Linked DNA regions of Homo sapiens: region 2 is linked to region 1. The links are chromatin contacts, found by Hi-C or POLR2A ChIA-PET in ENCODE. All regions are on one chromosome and are shown on one strand. Each heading gives the region's core, a stretch centred on a gene start or an enhancer-like site at or near the end of the contact. The rest is flanking DNA. Distances are from core to core; before and after follow the strand shown.

What was found. A loop is a pair of places that touch in the nucleus more often than their neighbours do. ChIA-PET counts read pairs that join two places held with the same protein, here RNA polymerase II (POLR2A).
Region 2: a map of chondrocyte shows a loop between it and region 1 (2.9-fold over the local background). The contact joins two enhancer-like sites. A Hi-C loop is called at or near these places in 1 of 168 maps with a recorded cell type or tissue (chondrocyte). POLR2A ChIA-PET finds 5 or more read pairs at or near these places in 2 of 52 experiments (PC-3 and activated CD4-positive, alpha-beta T cell).

What each region holds. Positions count from the first base shown.
Region 1 is chr2:33,158,748-33,162,180 of GRCh38, forward strand. The region is part of intron 5 of LTBP1 (latent transforming growth factor beta binding protein 1); the gene reads left to right. Among named protein-coding and RNA genes, the nearest start is that of LTBP1, 210 kb to the left of the region's middle. Within about 2 kb of position 1,649, at least 2 of the 41 ENCODE cell types and tissues checked have a DNase peak (open chromatin) inside an H3K27ac peak, as active enhancers do.
Region 2 is chr2:33,581,473-33,584,905 of GRCh38, forward strand. FAM98A (family with sequence similarity 98 member A) reads right to left here. Exons shown (of 8, transcript NM_015475.5): 8 at 2,188-3,433. The coding sequence ends at 3,304. Among named protein-coding and RNA genes, the nearest start is that of RASGRP3-AS1, 14 kb to the left of the region's middle. RefSeq lists an enhancer at 1,977-2,796. Within about 2 kb of position 1,904, at least 3 of the 41 ENCODE cell types and tissues checked have a DNase peak (open chromatin) inside an H3K27ac peak, as active enhancers do.

The DNA.
Region 1 (3,433 bases), core at 399-2,898:
TCTCTTGGCAATAACTTTTAAACACTGCAGATCACTGGCTTCTCCACTCCTCTCCCTTTTCCCCTAACCCCGATCCTTTAAATAGATAGCAGTATACGTACATGTTAGGTAGCTGTGATGACAAAAAAGTTCAAAATGATGCACAGAGTGTACCTTCTTTCTTTTCTGTGATACTGTTGACACATTCTCAGTCCAGCACAGTATAACCATGCAATAGGAAACACAGTTCTTTGGAGAGCTCAGTTAAGTGAGATGAAAATACCTATCGTGATTCTGTGTCTCATGGCCAGGCAGGATGCAATGACATGGGAATGCAGGGGGCCTAGGGTCTGCCTAATCTCAGCCCTGTATGTGCTTCTGTGAGTGAGGGAACAAAGTACCTGCCTAGCAAGCTGTGGCCTGGGTGGTGACAGCTACATTTTGCTTGCTTCCCTCTCCTAAGTGAGCAGTATACTTGCTGCTGTGGCTCCGCAACTCAAGGGCGTCCTATCACAAATAATGAAAAATATGGGTCCTTTCAGCATACAGATGACTTAGTGGTAATAGTCCCTTCGAACCTTGAGTGCTTGCTTATAAAGTCAAGGCCCAGCCAATCCAGCAGCCACTTCACTGAGCTCTGGAGTTTGAGTTATCAAAAAGCTGTCACCTCTTACACTTCCTGTCTAGCACCTTTTAAAGGTAACATCACTGCCTCCACTTCCAAAAAAGAATTTCTGTTCTCCATCTCTTCTATTTCTTATTCTTTGTGTCCAATTCATTCAACTCTTAAAATAATACTTTCAAATAATATCCAGAAAGTCTGGTGATTGTGCTTCTAACCCCCACCCTCCCCAAACCTAGTGAAGCTGCTTATTTCTCTGCCTCTTGGATCTATGGGTGGTCCCATTTAGGCTTCTTTAGTTTCCTATGTCATCATCTTCAGGATTATTAGAGAAGAATTCCCAGATTAAAAGTATGGAGAAAGATTTGATTCGGAGCTGGAAGGAAAGGAAAAGTAATGTTCACTGAGTACCTTCTGTGTACTCAACTTAGTTTTAGCCATTGTCACATGCTATTTTTCTGCATCCCAAGACCAATGGGTATATTATTTCCATGTACCGATTAGAAAACTGAGGCCTAGCAAATTCATTTTATTTTATTTTATTTATTTTTGAGATGGAGTCTCGCTCTGTTGCCCAGGCTGGAGTGCAGTGGCGCAATCTCTGCTCACTGCCACCTCTGCCTCCCGGGCTCAAGCAATTTTTCTACCTCAGCCGCTCGAGCTGGGATCATAGGCACCCGCCACCACACCTGGCTAATTTCTGTATTTTTGGTAGAGATGGGGTTTCACCGAGTTGGCCAGGCTGGTCTTGAACTCCTGACCTCAAGTGGTCCGCCCACGTCGGCCTCCCAAAGTGCTAGGATAACAGGTATGAGCCACCGCGCCTGGCCTCAAATTTAAATAGAATATTCAATCCAGAGAAAGAATTCAACTTTAAAAATAACGATTATGGACAATTTCCATTTCTGTAGCCACGAAGAGAAAATTTATTAGGGGCTTGAGGAGACTTGCCCCTTTTAATTGTTGGTGGATGAATCGCAAAACTTGAATTTAATGGAATCCAAGTGCCTTGGACTGCTTTTGAGCAGGTCATTCATGTGGTTAGAGCAACGCTGCTTCCAAGGGAATGTTTTGATTGATTGTGTCAGCGTCCTTGGGTGGCCCTTCCAGGAGCTTGAATGCCTGTGTAAGTTTGGTTTCCTCTGGCTAGCTTCTAAGCTCCTGCAGATGAGGTACCACATCTTCTTTCTATTTTGTTCTTCTAATAATGACTAGTGTAATAAATTAATCAGTATGGAAATTCAGCACAGGTAGGTTGACCTACTATAGAAAGAGGCTTTTTCAGCTCTGTTGAGAGTCACTAGATATTATAGACAAGTACTATCAACTAGGTATTTGGGCCTCGTGATTAGTTGCAGTTATTTCTGCCTCATTATTACTGGTCATTGTGGTTCTTAACTCAGGGATAGAAGGTAGATTTTATTTTATGTACCCACTCTATCTGTTGCTGACCAGCACAGTATGCTGAGAATTCGGAGATGACATCTAGGCCCAGCAAGAACTATGATAGGTTAATAATTTTTGTTAGAGGAGAGGAGAGTGCAGCACCTACCCTATAGGTGCTGCTGTCATGGTTGTTGCCAGCAGTCCAGCAGTTATCTCAATGAAGACTGGGTCTTTCTTGCCCCTCTTGACCACTCCAGAAGTTATTGGGACAATGTGTACACTTTGGAGATAGCATGGTAGACTTTGAGTATTGACTCTGCCATTTATTAATAGTGTGCTTTGAGAAGAATACTACATGTCTCAGAATCTCAGTTTTCTTCTGTAACTTGGTGTAAAGCGATGTCATTCACAGGATGGCTATAAAGAGTAGATGACATAATAGCTATAATACCCTGTAAAATAGAAATCCAACAATTGTTAGTATCTTTCCCTTACGTAGAGGTTAAATAGGAAGCTTTTTTTTTTTCCTTTTTTTTTTTTTTTGAGATGGAGTCTTGCCCTGTCTCCCAGGCTGGAGTGCGGTGACATGATTTCAGCTCTGTGCAACCTCCCAACCTCCACCTCCCAGGTTCAAGCAGTTCTCTGCCTCAGCCTCCCAAGTAGCTGGGATTACAGGTGCCCGCCACCACACCCAGCTAATTTTTTTGTATTTTCAGTAGAGATGGGGTTTCACCGTCTTGGCCAGGCTGGTCTTTAACTCCTGACCTCGTGATCCACCTGCCTCAGCCTTCCAAAGTGTTGGCATTACAGGCGTGAGCCACCACGCCCGGCCAGGAAGCTTCTTTATAGAGACTTTGCTGTTCTTACCTTCTGCAAACAAATGAGCACATGAAAGAATGGAGAATGTTAATATTAGCGTTAAAGTAGATATGTTATTTTCTTCACTTTTGTGTCCTAAATTGTTAGCTGCAAAAGATTAATATATTTTAATTTATTAACAAAGAAAGTAGAAACTTTTCAACAGGTTTATTTTGGGCATATTAAAGAACCTGCATTGTAGACTATAAACATTCATGATCGCTTTTATTGATGATCAGTCTTAGGAATTATGAATCATTTGGTTAGTGAGTAAATAAATGAGAAATACAGTTCTCATTTAACTCTGTATTTATCCCCCATGGCTTTTGAATTGTTTCTTTCAGATGGGAACCAAGTGACTTGCCAGAAGTGGGCATGCTTGCTAGCATTTTGTGATAGCTTCACACGAGCTTGAGAAGCACATGCTGAGGAACTTACTTGACACTCATCAATTTTAGAATAGAGTGACAGCCATAGATAAATAATTTCTGTGTTTTGTCTTCCTCAAAAGAGCAAATTTGGAGGGAGACAGTTGTATCATCTTAACTACCTTTTTGTGGCTGAAGTGTTGAATCTAAGGTACCAGAA
Region 2 (3,433 bases), core at 654-3,153, 420 kb after region 1:
AGTCTAAGGATGGAGGTAATCTGGGCACTGGGAAATCAATTAAGTATATATAGAAATGATTCAAATGCCTTCCCTCAGCAAGAATTTGCCTATTCTATGTCTACCACAGTTGGACACTAGATTAGTTTGGATCTACAGCAAGAAATAAAAATGATAGTGGTATATCTTTAATAGTTTTCATAGAGAATACTGACATCCTATTCTAGTTCCTAGTAGTAGGAGGAAACAGAACATTAACTAAAGGTACTGTCTGTCTCACTGTATCCGTTTTAAGAGATAACAGTTTAAGATATCATGTTAAAAATTCTCTCCTAATATTTTTCGCTTGTTTCTCCAAGAAATTCTCATATGCCCTATATTCCAGTAAATCATTATTTACAAGTTAAGGTTAAGAATGCATATAAGATCAAAAGATACTCTCTATACAAAACCTAAGAACTTTAATATAACAATAAAACTAACTGGTGGTTTGAAATATCCTGTTTCTAGAGAACTTGATCTATGTTCAAGAGAAAAAACTCAATTCTTTTATGGTTTCAGAATGGGGAGAGGCGGGGGAGGAACAGCAAACGCTGGTAAGGTTCCAGAGAAAAGGGAACACTTATACACTGTTGGTGGGAGTGCAAATTAGTTCAACCATTGTGGAAATCAGTATGGCGATTCTTCAAAGAGCTAAAAGCAGAACTACCATTCGGCCCAGCAATCCCATTACTGGGTATACATCCAGAGGAATATAAATCACTCTACCATAAAGACACATGCACGCATATATTCACTGCAGCACTATTCACAATAGGAAAGACACGGAATCAACCTAAATGCCCATCAATGACCAACTGGATAAAGAAAATGTGGTACATGTACACACCATAAAATACCATATAGCCATAAAAAAGAATGAGATCCTGTCTTTTGCAGGAACAAGGCTGGAACTGGAGGCCATTATCCTTAGCAAACTGACACAGGAACAGAAAACCAAATACCACATATTCTCACTTATAAGTGGGAGCTAAATGATGAAGACGCATGAACACAAAAGAGGGAAACAACAGATAGGGGTCTACTTGAGGGTGGAGGGTGGGAGGAACTAGAGGAACAGAAAAGATAACCTTCGGGTGTTGGGCTTAATACCTGGATGATGAAATAGTCTGTACAACAAACCGCTGTGACACAAGTTTACCTGTATAACAAACCTTCACATGTACCCCTGAACATAGAAGTTTTTTAAAAAATAATAATGTTGGGGGAAAATCTAGTTTGAAGCAGGAGCTGCAGATTTCAGAACTATCAGGGCGAAATGTATCATTTGTGTTCTTACATCCTTATATTCGAAAAAGCAATCTATTAACCGTAAAGATAAATCAAAATATTTTTCAAAAGAATGAAACCTGTATTCATTAGCTATATTGTGGAGTCTGAGGCTACAAAACAGATCAAAGCAAATACTAAATATAAATACATCCTAAGATATGATACATTTAAAATATGAAACCTTGACAATTTTAATAGGAAATCCTATATAAACATAATTACTTAACAGTTTAAAGAAACCAACACAACATTCAAGACAACTTAAAACCTTAACTTACTTTAATGATAAAACACTTGAAATTGTCTTCAAATTTGAACATTTTAAAATAATTGTAAATGTTAGCTGAAAAATAAACAGGTAAAGTTAAAAGGATCAATGTGGGTTTTCAAAGATGGTTTTAGTATTAGAAGAATGTGCTTATCTCAGTAGCAAGTAGATTATTTTAAATGGCATGACATGAGTTGATTCTTTAAAAAAGCCCAATTTAGTAGAAAGGAAATACAATTTCTCTTTTGATAAACATATTTATATTTTCAGTTACTTCCTTTTTTAAAAAAAGTCCCCCAATCTTAGGAAGAATGGAGAAGCAAATAACAAAAAAACCCTAAAAACATTTTTGCCTAGTATGTGTAGCAACAGCTACACCCAGTGGCCAGAGATGAGTGGTGACGGTTTCTAGCTATATTATTATAAAAGGAAAACCTGGAAAGAGCCATTTTTCCATTTATTTAAGGTTTTAGGATAAAAGTCACCTTTCACTAAAATTAGGTTTTAAGGAAATACTCAAGAATCTTTGGGAACAAAAGCCTTAGCTCATCAGCTTGACGCAAGAGTCCAGAATAATTCAGTAGCTAAAATAAAACTCAAACCAAAGAGAGAACTTAACAGATACTTTATTGCTCACCTTTCACACAAAGCACACCTCCAGCCATTTTCTTTCACAGCTTGACAATGTTTACATGTACAAAAACCCAGCAAGAAGCATCATGTCATGTAGATTTCAGTAAGGGAGAATGTAAAACATCAACTCAGCCAGGCTTTTGTTTTCTGCAGCAATAATAAAGGGCCTCCTGCACTTAGCAAAAATCTGTCTTAACTTTGTAGTGCATTTCTTCCATTACAAAAAAAGTTACCTGCTTAAAGCAAACTAACTTGTATTTGCTGAGCCAGTGGTATTAACTCATGCATAAAACAAATTTCGGTTTGCTATTTCTTCTAGCAAATTTCAAGTAAAAATAAGGTTGAAGGAGGAATTTGTTTTGGATGGATGCAGGTCAGTTTGAATTGCTATACTTAACTAAATGCCTACATGTACTATAGCTTCACAACTTAGTTTGCTTTTATAATCTTTATGGATTTTGGCCGTGTTCAAGGTTTTCAGAGTTGAGCATATGATACAGTATTCCATCAACAAAATAAGGCTACTGAATGTGCTATCTGCAAAAGAGCTCATTTAATAGGAACTGACCTAAAAGTTCCATCATGAAGCACACGTGGCATAAAAGTCAACCGGGGGGCAGAACTGTGCTTGGAAAATAGGCATTGGAATACTTTAAGCAAAACACATATAAATGGTTATTCATATGAGGAAGGTTTCCTAGTAGTAAATCTAAAAAAGTCTAGGTGAATCCTCATTTTCAAAACTGCATATTGAAAACATGAAAACTACTTATTCAAGTAATTTCTTCAAAAAAGTTTGCATGTTCTGACTGTGGAATTAGTCTACTGGGCAATTAAAGGCAATTTTAACCACCTTTTAAAAAATTTTTCATAGAAAGGAGAGATGTTATGTGTTTCTCAAATAAACGGCATTATGTAAGTCCAATAAAAAAATCTAACAGAATTGAATGAAGACCTACAAATGCTTATGCCAAGCAGGAATCTGCCTGCCACCTGTGGTCTCACATTAATTCAAAATAGGTGCTGAATTCAGGATTCTGAAACTAAGTTTCTATTACTTGAGCTCTAGCAAAATGTAAGGTTCGGTAGCCTCAACTAGTGTAATGTCTTCCCTGTCCAAATCCAGAATGATTATACTGATAACCTCCATGCTGGAAATGCTGTTCAAATTGACCCCCTTGGTGATAATTCTGGCTCCCTCTTCCTCCCCAGCCTCCTCCC